Linked DNA regions of Homo sapiens: region 1 is linked to region 2. The links are chromatin loops, found by intact Hi-C in ENCODE. Cell type or tissue: breast epithelium. All regions are shown on one strand. Links, peaks and the distances in the headings refer to the core of each region. The heading gives the core; the rest is flanking DNA.

Region 1 (5,380 bases), core at 195-5,194, 76 kb after region 2:
TGTAAGGTGGTTTCCTGCAATAACAGACTTTGTGAGTGTGTGCAGGGTATGTTTAAAGGATGCTTCCTACTCCCTTTCCTCTGCTGGTCCCTTATCTTTGGAGTGCTGCAAGTGCCTGGAGTGTTGTAAGTCAAACATGATCCCTATTACATCAGTTATAGAAAAAAAGAGAGGCAATGGTGTTTAGCAATATAAAATGGATTTCCCTGCTTCCCGACATTTCAAGGTTGGCCACCCCCTCTCAATGGGGGAGCTAAAGTGCTGCCTCTTAGACAAATGCGACTGGATTAAAGCAGCAAGTTGAAAAGAAATCAACCCTCCAATGTTGCCAAGATGCGTTGCATCTGTAAGCTGGAGAGTGCAGGCTATGTCTGAAAAACCCCTGTTGACTCAAAGGATACTGCAACAAATCTCTTAATGTAACCCTAATACTGCAAACAAGGTGTAAAACCTAGACAAATCAGTAAAAGAAAAAAAAAACACTCTACCCCAAATAGCATAAGACTGAATGAAATCTTCAGTAGGCTCAAACCTCCTTTAAGGAAAAATCCTTTTCTAACAGGAGGATCCTGATGCATTAAGCAGCTCTGCATTTTTCCCATACTCAGTGAAGACCCTACCTGGCAGGGCTTATTAATCATGCCCTCATGTGCTCACATGCAGGGAATTAGCATCGCACCCAGATTAAAGGGCTTTGACAATAACCTGCTCATCTGCAAAGCCAGCTTCCCAACTGCTGCGTAACTCCGCCTCCCTCCCTCTCCTGTAGCTCTTAATGGTTGGGTGAGCATGTAACTGCTGGTAGAGGAAGGAGGCAGTTAAATACCTCCCACAACAACAGTTCAGACATTTGTCCCCATTTCCTTCTTTACCTGTGGCCTCACAGAGAGCCACTGCAGGGTTACTCTACAGCTTCTGCTCTTAAAAACAAGCAAACAAATAAACTGCCCCTTTTATTTCCCAAGGGTGGGAAATCACATATGCCGTCTGGCTCACTTTCTAGTAGTTTTGGGGATTTTTAGTAGTCTCTGAGGGATAAAGAAAAAAGAGACATCTGCGATATCTTTCTATTTCTTAACCTGCTAAACACAGTATCCTCCAATCTACTTGTGAGAAAAGAAGTATTGGGAAAGAGGCAAGTGGCTCTCAAGAGCTATTTCAAAATGCATGCCAGGATATCCTTGGCTACAGTTCTGAAAGGACTGGCCCAGGAGTGGCAACGGTCAAAACTTCTGAACCCTTCTCCCATGCAATACACATCAGCACCAATAAGAGGTTTCTTCATGGGTTGTTGAATCTGAAGGCTTCATCCCCACGTGAAACAAAACTCAAGGCTCCTTCCAAGAAGTGGGCCATGACATTAGATTTGCAATGCAAAAAAAAAAAAAAAAAAAAAAAAAAAAAATATATATATATATATATATATATATATACTGTCTCTTATCTGGGCAAGCTTTAGACATACTAGCTTGGTTGGAAACTGATATTAAAAGCCTAAAACATGTAACTTTTCTTATCAGGTTACTATCATGGGGAACTAAAGATTCCTGGTTTTTTGTATGTTCCATAACTATACTTTAGTAAGCCCTGATATACGGTGTTAATTTTTCTTCAGTGAAGGAAACATGAAGATATATTTATGTGCACACATACATATATATGTATATATAACGTATATTCAAACATGCACTCAGAGGAAGTTAGGGAGAGAAGTTTCTAGCTAAACATGATCTTGTGAAATTCTTCCATATGTGGAAAAGTCGTCAGTTCATCTGACATAGAGCAATACATACATATATACACACAGGATGCTATGTATACATTTATCCCACATTCATTTAACCTCAAAACATAAAATAAATTCTTTTTATTCCTCCCTAAGCAAAAGCTAGGAATAACAACTCTATATACAGAATTCATCTTCTGGGGGCAACAGAGCAGGTTGGACCCCTTGCCTGTCTGTCAGAGTTCAAAGGGCTGCACATTGACTAATCTGTTGGTGAAAGTGCAAGGGAAGCAGAGCATCAATCAGAAAAGCTGGCCCTGCATTCACAGAGAGGGGCTCAGTGGGAGTACGGGATCCCACGGCCTCAAGCTGGTGCCCCAGGAGGGGCTGCTGTGACTGCTTCATTCTTCTGTTGGACTGTGAGGCCCCACCAACTTCTTGTGGACTAAGCATAAAATGCAGAAGGAGGACAAAAGCAGGTGGGTTTTATGAAAAAAGAACTAGGGCCAGGAAACACATGGGCCTGGAGCTGTCACCTGCCTCCAGCCACAACATCGATGAGGACATAATTGCAGGGATGGCTGGAAATTCCCCTCTTTAAGGAATGCTCTTATAGGATGCTGACTAATTCTACCTGAGAGCAGTACCCAAGGCTCAGGTGTATGCAGAATGGACAGAGGTAGGAGGTGAGAGAGCAAAAGCCCTGCTTTTCTTTTCTGAGCCAACTCTACCTTATGGCTCTTTTGCCTGTAGAAAGAGGGGAGAAGGGACATATTTAGGGACCAGAAATCTCAAAACCAAGGCAGTGAGTGCTGCAGCCTCTCTGAAGCAGAGTATAGGTTCAGTACTGTAAGCATCTGCCTATATGCAAGAATCCAGAATCCAAACACAGAAAGGAAAAGCAGATTCCTATCAACCATTATAAATTAGGTCACTGGGATCATTTTACTGTATCTTAAAATACAATCTGTGTATCAGTTCTGTGACCAGAGTTTGAAGAGAAGGCCAAATCTAGGCATGGGTTCTTTAGTAACCAAGAAATTTGATGGCTTATGGCAAAACAACATGTGTCCCAAGTAGAATTCTATGGGAATTTTCAGCAGAAAATGGAAGTGAACATTCAATGCTCTGAAATATGTCCAATGGTACAAACACGCACTTTGGCTGAGAGCCAACACATGCTGGGACCACACAGTCATCAGGAGCAGCAGAGAAAGCACCAAGGATTACTATTTATATCCACAGACAGATTCTGGAAATTACCAAGTAGAGTGGATAATATTTAGGATTAGGGCAATCAATTTCCTAGGACAAGATCCATAGAATGGACAGACACCTTAAAGTTCAGAATGCAATAGGGAAAACCTAGCTTCTACCACAGAAAAGTCACTCTCTGAAAGTACCCCTAGCACCCTGGCTGATCTGACAGCAGCCCTTAGCAGAATAAAGCATCCTCTGTTTTGCTCTGGGGGCATGGTTTGCTCCAGATCCTTACATGTTCAGAGGCTCAGGGGAGAGTGAGCAAGGGAATGTGAGTCTTGGCAATCCACTGCCAAGAACCCTCTGTGACCCAGAGCAGTTCCCCTCCCTCCCCGGGCCAGTCTCTCCACTACTTGAGGATCTCATTCTGGTGATTCCATAGAAGCAGGAGAGTTTGCAATTGGCACAGGGACAGCAGGAATAGAGAAGAGTAAAAGGGAACAGGTAAAATGGGGGGAAATGGAAGGAATAAACTCACAAAACAGAAGAATGGAAATAAAGACAATGAAAGCTGGGGCAAATGGAAAGAGAATGGATGAGACTACATATTTTTTCTTCTTTTTTTTTTTTGAGACGAAGTTTCACTCTTGTTGCCCAGGCTGGAGTGCAATGGCGCGATCTCAGCTCACTGCCACCTCCACCTCCCAGGTTCAAGTGATTCTCCTGCCTCAGCCTCCCAAATAGCTGGGATTACAGGCACTCACCACCACACCCGGCTAATTTTTGTATTTTTAGTAGAGATGGGGTTTCAGCACATTGGCCAGGCTCGTCTCGAACTCCTGACATCAGGTGATCTGACTGCCTCAGCCTCCCAATGTGTTGGGATTACAGGTGTGAGTCACTGCGCCCGGCAAAGATGACATTTAATTCAATTTTGGAAAATAAACAAAATAGGATAAAATTTACTACAATTCCATGGGAAAGGGAAAAAGCACATTTGCACTCAAGAATAAGTGGATCCATCATAGTTGTGCAATCATAAATACACGTGGTTGCATAGATGTATCCAAGGGGTTTGCCACCAATGTATAGTACTCAGAGACTCAGGATTTCATCTGGGGCCTGTTGACTTTCAGTTTTGTGACTCTGGATCATTAACAACCTCTGAGTTTCTTTATTTATGCAATGGGGATACTTCCATCTGCCCTTCCTACTTCCCGAAGCTACTATGGGAGCAGTTCATTCAACAGACATTTACAGAGTACCTCGTAAGGGCCAGACATGTGTGAACATGGGACAAAGAATCTGAATATAAAATGTGAAATTCAACCAAATTTTTCTGTAACTGATCACATAAGTATCATGTCTCCATGCTCCTAAACTCATAGCCCTCATTTAGAAGTTGGTTTTCTGTAAGTAAAATGTGAAATTTAAAATTTAAATACTATCAGAAAGTCTCAAAGGTGGTCAAAATCCCTCGAGCTCTCCAACACCTATGAGCGAGTATTTGCATTCAATGAAGGAGGAAGAGGAGAGAAGAGTTTTCTCTTGGGCTTTCAAAAGTGGCCACCTATTCTGAGGTTTCCAGCCCCAAAATATTTAGGTTCTTTGCCATTTAGGCCCTTCCCAACTAGAATCAGAGCGGCAAGTGCTTTAACACATAGAAGTACATTTTGCACAAACAAGCAGTGAGATCAGGGTCCTTGAAGACCTAACACCCAACCCAAGACCCGGGAAGAGAAATGTGAGTCCTAGATGCACAAAGGGTAGCCTGCATGGTGCCTGGCATTTTAAGTTGGCTGGGGTGTGGACCTCATGCTGATGCTGTGCTTTTCTTATTCACCAGGTTAGTCTATACCTGGGAGCCAATGGAATGAGCTTAATAAAATATGACTTTTACTGGGACAGTAAAACTTGTATGATGCCTAGAAAAAGGAAAGTAGAAAGACTTGGTATCACTGATATGTTTTAAGGCAGAGAAGGAGATGCTATTTAAAGAAAATGACAGATGAGACTGATGACAACAGATACAGAGAACATTTAGGAAAAGCTGAATTTCTACTTGGCTTTGTGAAATCAATCTTGGTAACCTAAGAAAAATCTCTAATGTGTCTCCAGCATGTTTCATTTACTCTTTGGACTTTATTGTTTCTCAAAACACACCAGCAGCTTGTGTCATGGGAAATATTTGTTGTCTGCCCCCATGGCCACTTCTTGCTTTGAAGGATTTCCCAAGTCATTACTGGGATTTGTCTAGATATTCTACTTGGACATATTCAATGGCTGTGACCATCCTGGGGGTCACAGCCCACCAGCTATTAAAAGCTTCTCTCTCAGGTAGGGGGCTAGATTCTTGAGCTGCCACACTGCACTGACTTCTCTTACATCTTCTCCAAATCTTCCCACCCCCTCAGTAATCCCTCAAGGGCTGTGTATTTATGACTATTCTTGATA
Region 2 (5,380 bases), core at 285-5,284:
GGGAAGTGAAGAAGTCGGGATAATGGCAAGGGAACTGACTAACTCAAGACGTGGCTGTGGCCGGGCGTGGTGGCTCATGCCTATAATCCCAGCATTTTGGGAGGCCAAGGTGGGTGGATCACCTGAGGGTCAGGAGTTCAAGACCAGCTTGGCCAACATGGTGAAAACCCCATCTCTACTAAAAAATACAAAAAATCAGCTGGGTGTGGTGGTGGGCAACGTAATCCCAGCTACTTGGGAGGCTGAGGCAAGGAGAATTGCTTGAACTCAGGAGGCAGAGGTTGCAGTAAGCCAGGATCGTGCCACTACACTCCAGCCTGGGAGACAGAGTGAGACTTCCTCTCAAAAAAAAAAAAAAAAAAAAAAAAAAAAAAAGAAGACATGGCTGGGCTACTTTTGGCCATCAGTGGTAAGACCTGGAGGAATCTGCCCACACTTCATAGACTTCTGTTCACTGTTGATAAAATGAACAGATCAGCCTGACTCTGTTTTCACAAGTTATATCCTACGGATCTACTGGAAAGGTATCTGGAAAGGGCTCTTTTAGGATCTGAAGCACTGCACAAGATTTTGTAGGAAAAACAAAAGTTTTAAAATCACTAGACTACATGGTCCTCAAAGTCACCAAAATACTCTGAGTTTTAAGCCATCTGATTATCTGATTCTAGATTCTAAAGAGTGGAAGCCAGGTATCAGTTGGGGAGGATCTGGGTATTCTTTTTCTCTGAGTACAAGGAAAAAAGGCATTTGGTAGGGACAGGAGAGAAAGACATCCCAGCCCTCACTACTCTCCAGTTCTGCAACATTTCTTTCTTCCTTTGAGCTGTTCTCCTTCCTTCATATGAAAAACTGTCTACAGGTATGGTAATGGTTGGTCAAAAACTACCCATATTTTTTCTGATAAAATTAAAAAAAAATCCTTTCCCAATTATATGAATTTTCCTTTGGGTGACAAAGATACCCAATGATCTATTATATCATTATATACTACTATGCCAATGATACTAGTAGACCACGTGGATAAAAGACAAATGTGCTCACTCTGAGTTTTATAGATGGCCTCTCTTTAGTGCCTTAGAGGCCCCTACAAAGTAGGCTCCAGTATTATCATCCTCATTTTTTAGAAGAAAAGACTGAGCGGGGAAAAAACGTTGAGTGACTTACACAAATTCACCCACCTAGCCAACAGCAAAATGGGATTTCAGGTCACAGAGCCTATGCTCATACTATGTTGAAGAGAGAAATTATATCACTTACCACTAAAACAAACAAACAAACAGGTTTTATTCACTCATTTTCTCTCAAAAACAACCTACCACTTTAAGGAAGTGTGTTATCACACCCAATGATAGGAACCATAAAACTATTTTGGATGTTTATTTGATACTTATTGATGTTTAAGCAAGCCTACTATGTTCACAGTTATCACCCCAAAGAAAAATATATTATTTAGTTTTTAGGTTTTATCTTATCTGTCCTTGGTCCTTGAAACAGCAAGAGAAACACGTACACTCTGTTCTTACTTGTTGTCATAGGATACCAGCTGCCTGCTGGGAAAAGCATACTGGGAAGTACTGTTCTACACTTTGTATTAAGAGTTAAAAAATAAAATACCCAGAGCCTGTGTAAATCACAGACAAAGTTGACAAATTTCATGGCTTAGTCATGGTTAACATATCAGATTTCATGGCTTGACAGAGATTAACAAGAAAATCATATTAGAATTACAACTATTAGTAGATTCTTAGATATTTGATAGAGAAACTCCAAGCTCTCCAAACGCCATTGCCCACTGCACAGCCCTCTTGTCCTTCCTCCTGTGGATAGAGCCTCCATGAATCCAGGGAGAGCAAATGGGATCTTCCATTGTTGGTCACAATCACCTCACCTCCTGACTATGGCAGGAGTGAGCCAGTGCCTAGTGGGCCCCAGGGAAAGGTCTTAGCATCCGCGAAATAAAGTAAGGTTTAATATTTATAGCCTAATTCATAAAACTGTAAGGAGAAAAAAAATACCTCATTTGTACATAACACAGGTATTTTACCCAATATTACATGCACTAAGGAGAGGAATGAATGATCATTGTTGGAACTATGATATTTTCGGTGAAAATTAAGTTTCCATGTCTTTACGAGGAAGCAATTCAGCAGAGGCCTTGTTGTTAAAAGTGGCATGCGAGCAGGAACTTCAAAAGACCTGCTGACTGCCTGCCGAGCCATTTGGCCGGAGGGCTCTGCATATCCTCTTTCGGGTAAGAGGCAGCTTACTTGTCAACTTTGCATAAAAGACAGCCAATTTGTCAGCCATTTGCTTTAATTTTGTTTCTGAGTCTTCCAACGACAAACTCCATATACCTTCTGGTCTTTAATATCATATATCTGACTGAGGGATGGAAATTCACTCTAGTGTCTCAGGCTGGTTTCCTTCCCAGGCCATCCTCCTGGGTCTTATAGGATGTCCTTAATCAGAACCACATTACTCAGCTAGAGGAAGTCCTTGTGCAGACGCTGGCAAGACACTATGGCAAAAGAGTTTCACAACATGAAAGGTCAGATTGAGAATAAAAGCTGCAGTTATCTGTTGTGTTTTCTTTAGTTGAGAAAATAAAGGCAGGGTGCCTAACTCCTGAGGAACCAAGATTTGGATAAGTAGCAGCCACTTAGGAAAGGAGTTCCATTGGCCGCTGAGTACAATGGCCAGTTGTGGAAATGGAAAGTCCTTAAATTCCAAGTATTCTGGACCTGAGCAAGGATTTTCTCATTTTATACAGATACGTTTTTATATTTCAGTAACACCCTAGACTGGTAAAACAAAAATAGCTACATCTTGTCAAAAAATATAATTGTCACTGGACTGTGTAAATATACACACATATATATATATACACTACATATATGTGTGTTAGATATACACATATACATAATATATATTTTACATATATGTGTTAGACAAATAAAGCACATTTTAATCGTAAAAGCTACCAGTTATTGTGCTTTTTTTTTTTTTTAAGTGCCAGGCACTATGTTAAGCACTTTCCATGCATTATTTAGTCTCTCAACAAACTAGCATGGTAGGGACTAGCTTTGTCCCTATTTTACAAATAGAAAAAACTTGAGATTAGAGAGGAAATTCAAGGCACACAGTTAGACACAGAGCCAGAAGTGGAACCCAGGAGTGCCTGACCCCCGAGCCCAGCAAATTGAACCCTAGCAATTCTCACTTGTTCCATTAAGATGAGTGCCCAAGCTGACTGTGAAAAACAGGGGAGGAGGTGAAGTGATGAGCCATTTCACTTCACTAACACATAGGTGTGAAGGAGTTAGGCGTTACTCCAACCCTGTATCTTCATCCCAGGGAGGCAGCCTGCAGGCTTTGCCGATGGAAGGCAGGGTGTGAGAAAAGGAAGAAGTGATTGCAAAAACCCAAGACCCACCTCCTTTACAAATTTTGCCCAAGATCAGCCTGGCTGGGGAGACTCTGAGAACTCAGAGGGACCAGAGGACTTAATGGAAATCTGTCCCTCACCCAGTTTCAAACTGATAGCCTTCCCTTCTCATGCAAGGGGCTTGCCCTAGAGATTTGGGGCAAGAAATATTTCCAGTGCGCCTCTACCTTAACTCACACCACAGGGGCAGCTAACAATTACAGAAGGAATGAACTTTTTCATCAAATGTCCTTCCATAAAACCATTTCCCAGGAAATGGAACACAGCATGAAGCAAGCCGACTGCAATTTTCCACCAACAATGAGCATCGTGGGGCACAGGTACTATATTTAAACAATTTTCCTCCAGCGTTTTGGCAAGGCTGTCTCTCAAGGAGACTTACCAAGTTGGGCTGAGGTCTCATTCCCCTCCGGCCAGCAGGATCAGAATGTTTAATATGGCCCTGTCTCTTCAACACCCATGTGTAAACCACCAATAAACAAGCCAGGAAAGACCTGCAGGCCTAATTGCCTTTTAACTCTGCCAAGATGATAAACTCCCAGAGCAAAGAAGGAAAGACTTCCAGGGATTTAACAAGTTTATCTGCCTGCCACTTGAACATTTTCTGTCTGCCTACACTTCAGTGAATTCACCAATAAAAGGATAAAAGGGCCCAGAATGTCAGACCCCTCAAATGACCAAGAAGTTCCACATTCAAAACGTATGACCAGCAAAAATTAACCAGTTAATTGAGCTTCATTTTAGGTGTTTTTAAGATCTGGAGCAAGGGAAGTGGGGCCACTTGACTCTTTCTAGCACTGGCCATTTCTCTTTTATTGACCAAGGCCTAGAAATCTTTACTTACAATAAAGAAAATTGTTTTCACAAGGAAACTGGGATAGGCAACCCATTCTGAAACCTCTAAAATTTTAGATAGAGCATTATACTGACAGGAGAGAAACTATACAAATCTCGGTGGTGGGAGAAATGGAGTATATCATATGGGCAGTCATAAGATTGGTGTTTACTTCTGTAAAGATATTTTTCATCTCTCCCTGAACCAACTTGCAAATTAAGCATGTTGGTTGTTTTTGTTGGTTTGTACCCTACCACCCAGAAGAAAAATACTGAGAGCTCTTTACCTATTGGAGTTAAATTGGAAAAGCAAAGCAACACCAAACAAAGAGACTTGGGGTAAGTACAGAGAGGTGGTGCCATTCAAGGCATTAAAGCAGGGTGAATGGGCATCACCTCTGGGAGGCCATTTCACAATCTTTATCAATATTAATGTGCAACTTCCCTTTTAGGAATTTATTCCAAAGAAATTATTGGCTAAGTGAATAAAGGTTAAGCCCAAAAGGCTTTAGGGAATTCTACTAGGGAACATTTTAAAACATCTAAAGTTCACCATTAATAACTGGCTAAAGAATGCAAAATTCCATACTCCGTTACTATAAAAATGATTCCATAGGTGTATATTTATTAATGTGGAAAGTGTCCAACATACAATGTTAAGTTCAAAAAGCAGATTATAAAAACATTTATAATATAATCCCATTCTTTTTAAGAGTCTATATATAGTAAAATTAGAAAGATACATAGTTCACCAAAATGTTAGTATTTCTGGATGGTGGATTAGAGGGGACTTTTATTTTCTTTGGCAAAGATTTTTGAATTATTTGAAATGTTTAATGAGAAAAATGCATTGCCTTTAGAAATGTTAAAACACTAAAGCAGAACAATAAAATTGAATAAAAACAAAACATTCCCACCACCATCATTACTGTCCTGATCAACAGGAAAAGCTGAAACAACATCATGGGAAGACCCAGCTATCCTTTCTCGAGGAGGCAGGAGTAGAGAACGCTGATGGATTTGGTCTTGCCTTATCAGCACATATAACTGTTGTTCAAGCGTAGTCTCCAGTGAGATGCGAATGGAATGGTAAAACCACAA

The links. Peaks named below come from ENCODE experiments on the same cell type or tissue, not always from the same donor. Only the 100,000 strongest peaks of a DNase experiment are listed, where the experiment ranks them.
Region 1: a loop joins it to region 2, with 7 times the contacts of the local background. A loop is called at or near these places in 1 of 110 quality-filtered maps.

What each region holds. Positions count from the first base shown.
Region 1 is chr3:55,690,170-55,695,549 of GRCh38, forward strand. The region is part of intron 16 of ERC2 (ELKS/RAB6-interacting/CAST family member 2); the gene reads right to left. Among named protein-coding and RNA genes, the nearest start is that of ERC2-IT1, 33 kb to the left of the region's middle. In breast epithelium, for the core only: no CTCF peak of the experiment used is centred there; no DNase peak of the experiment used is centred there.
Region 2 is chr3:55,613,639-55,619,018 of GRCh38, forward strand. All of the region lies in intron 17 of ERC2 (ELKS/RAB6-interacting/CAST family member 2), which reads right to left. Among named protein-coding and RNA genes, the nearest start is that of ERC2-AS1, 8.7 kb to the left of the region's middle. RefSeq lists enhancers at 1,380-2,155, 2,156-2,930. In breast epithelium, for the core only: no CTCF peak of the experiment used is centred there; a DNase peak (open chromatin) is centred at 2,223; H3K27ac peaks cover 675 bases.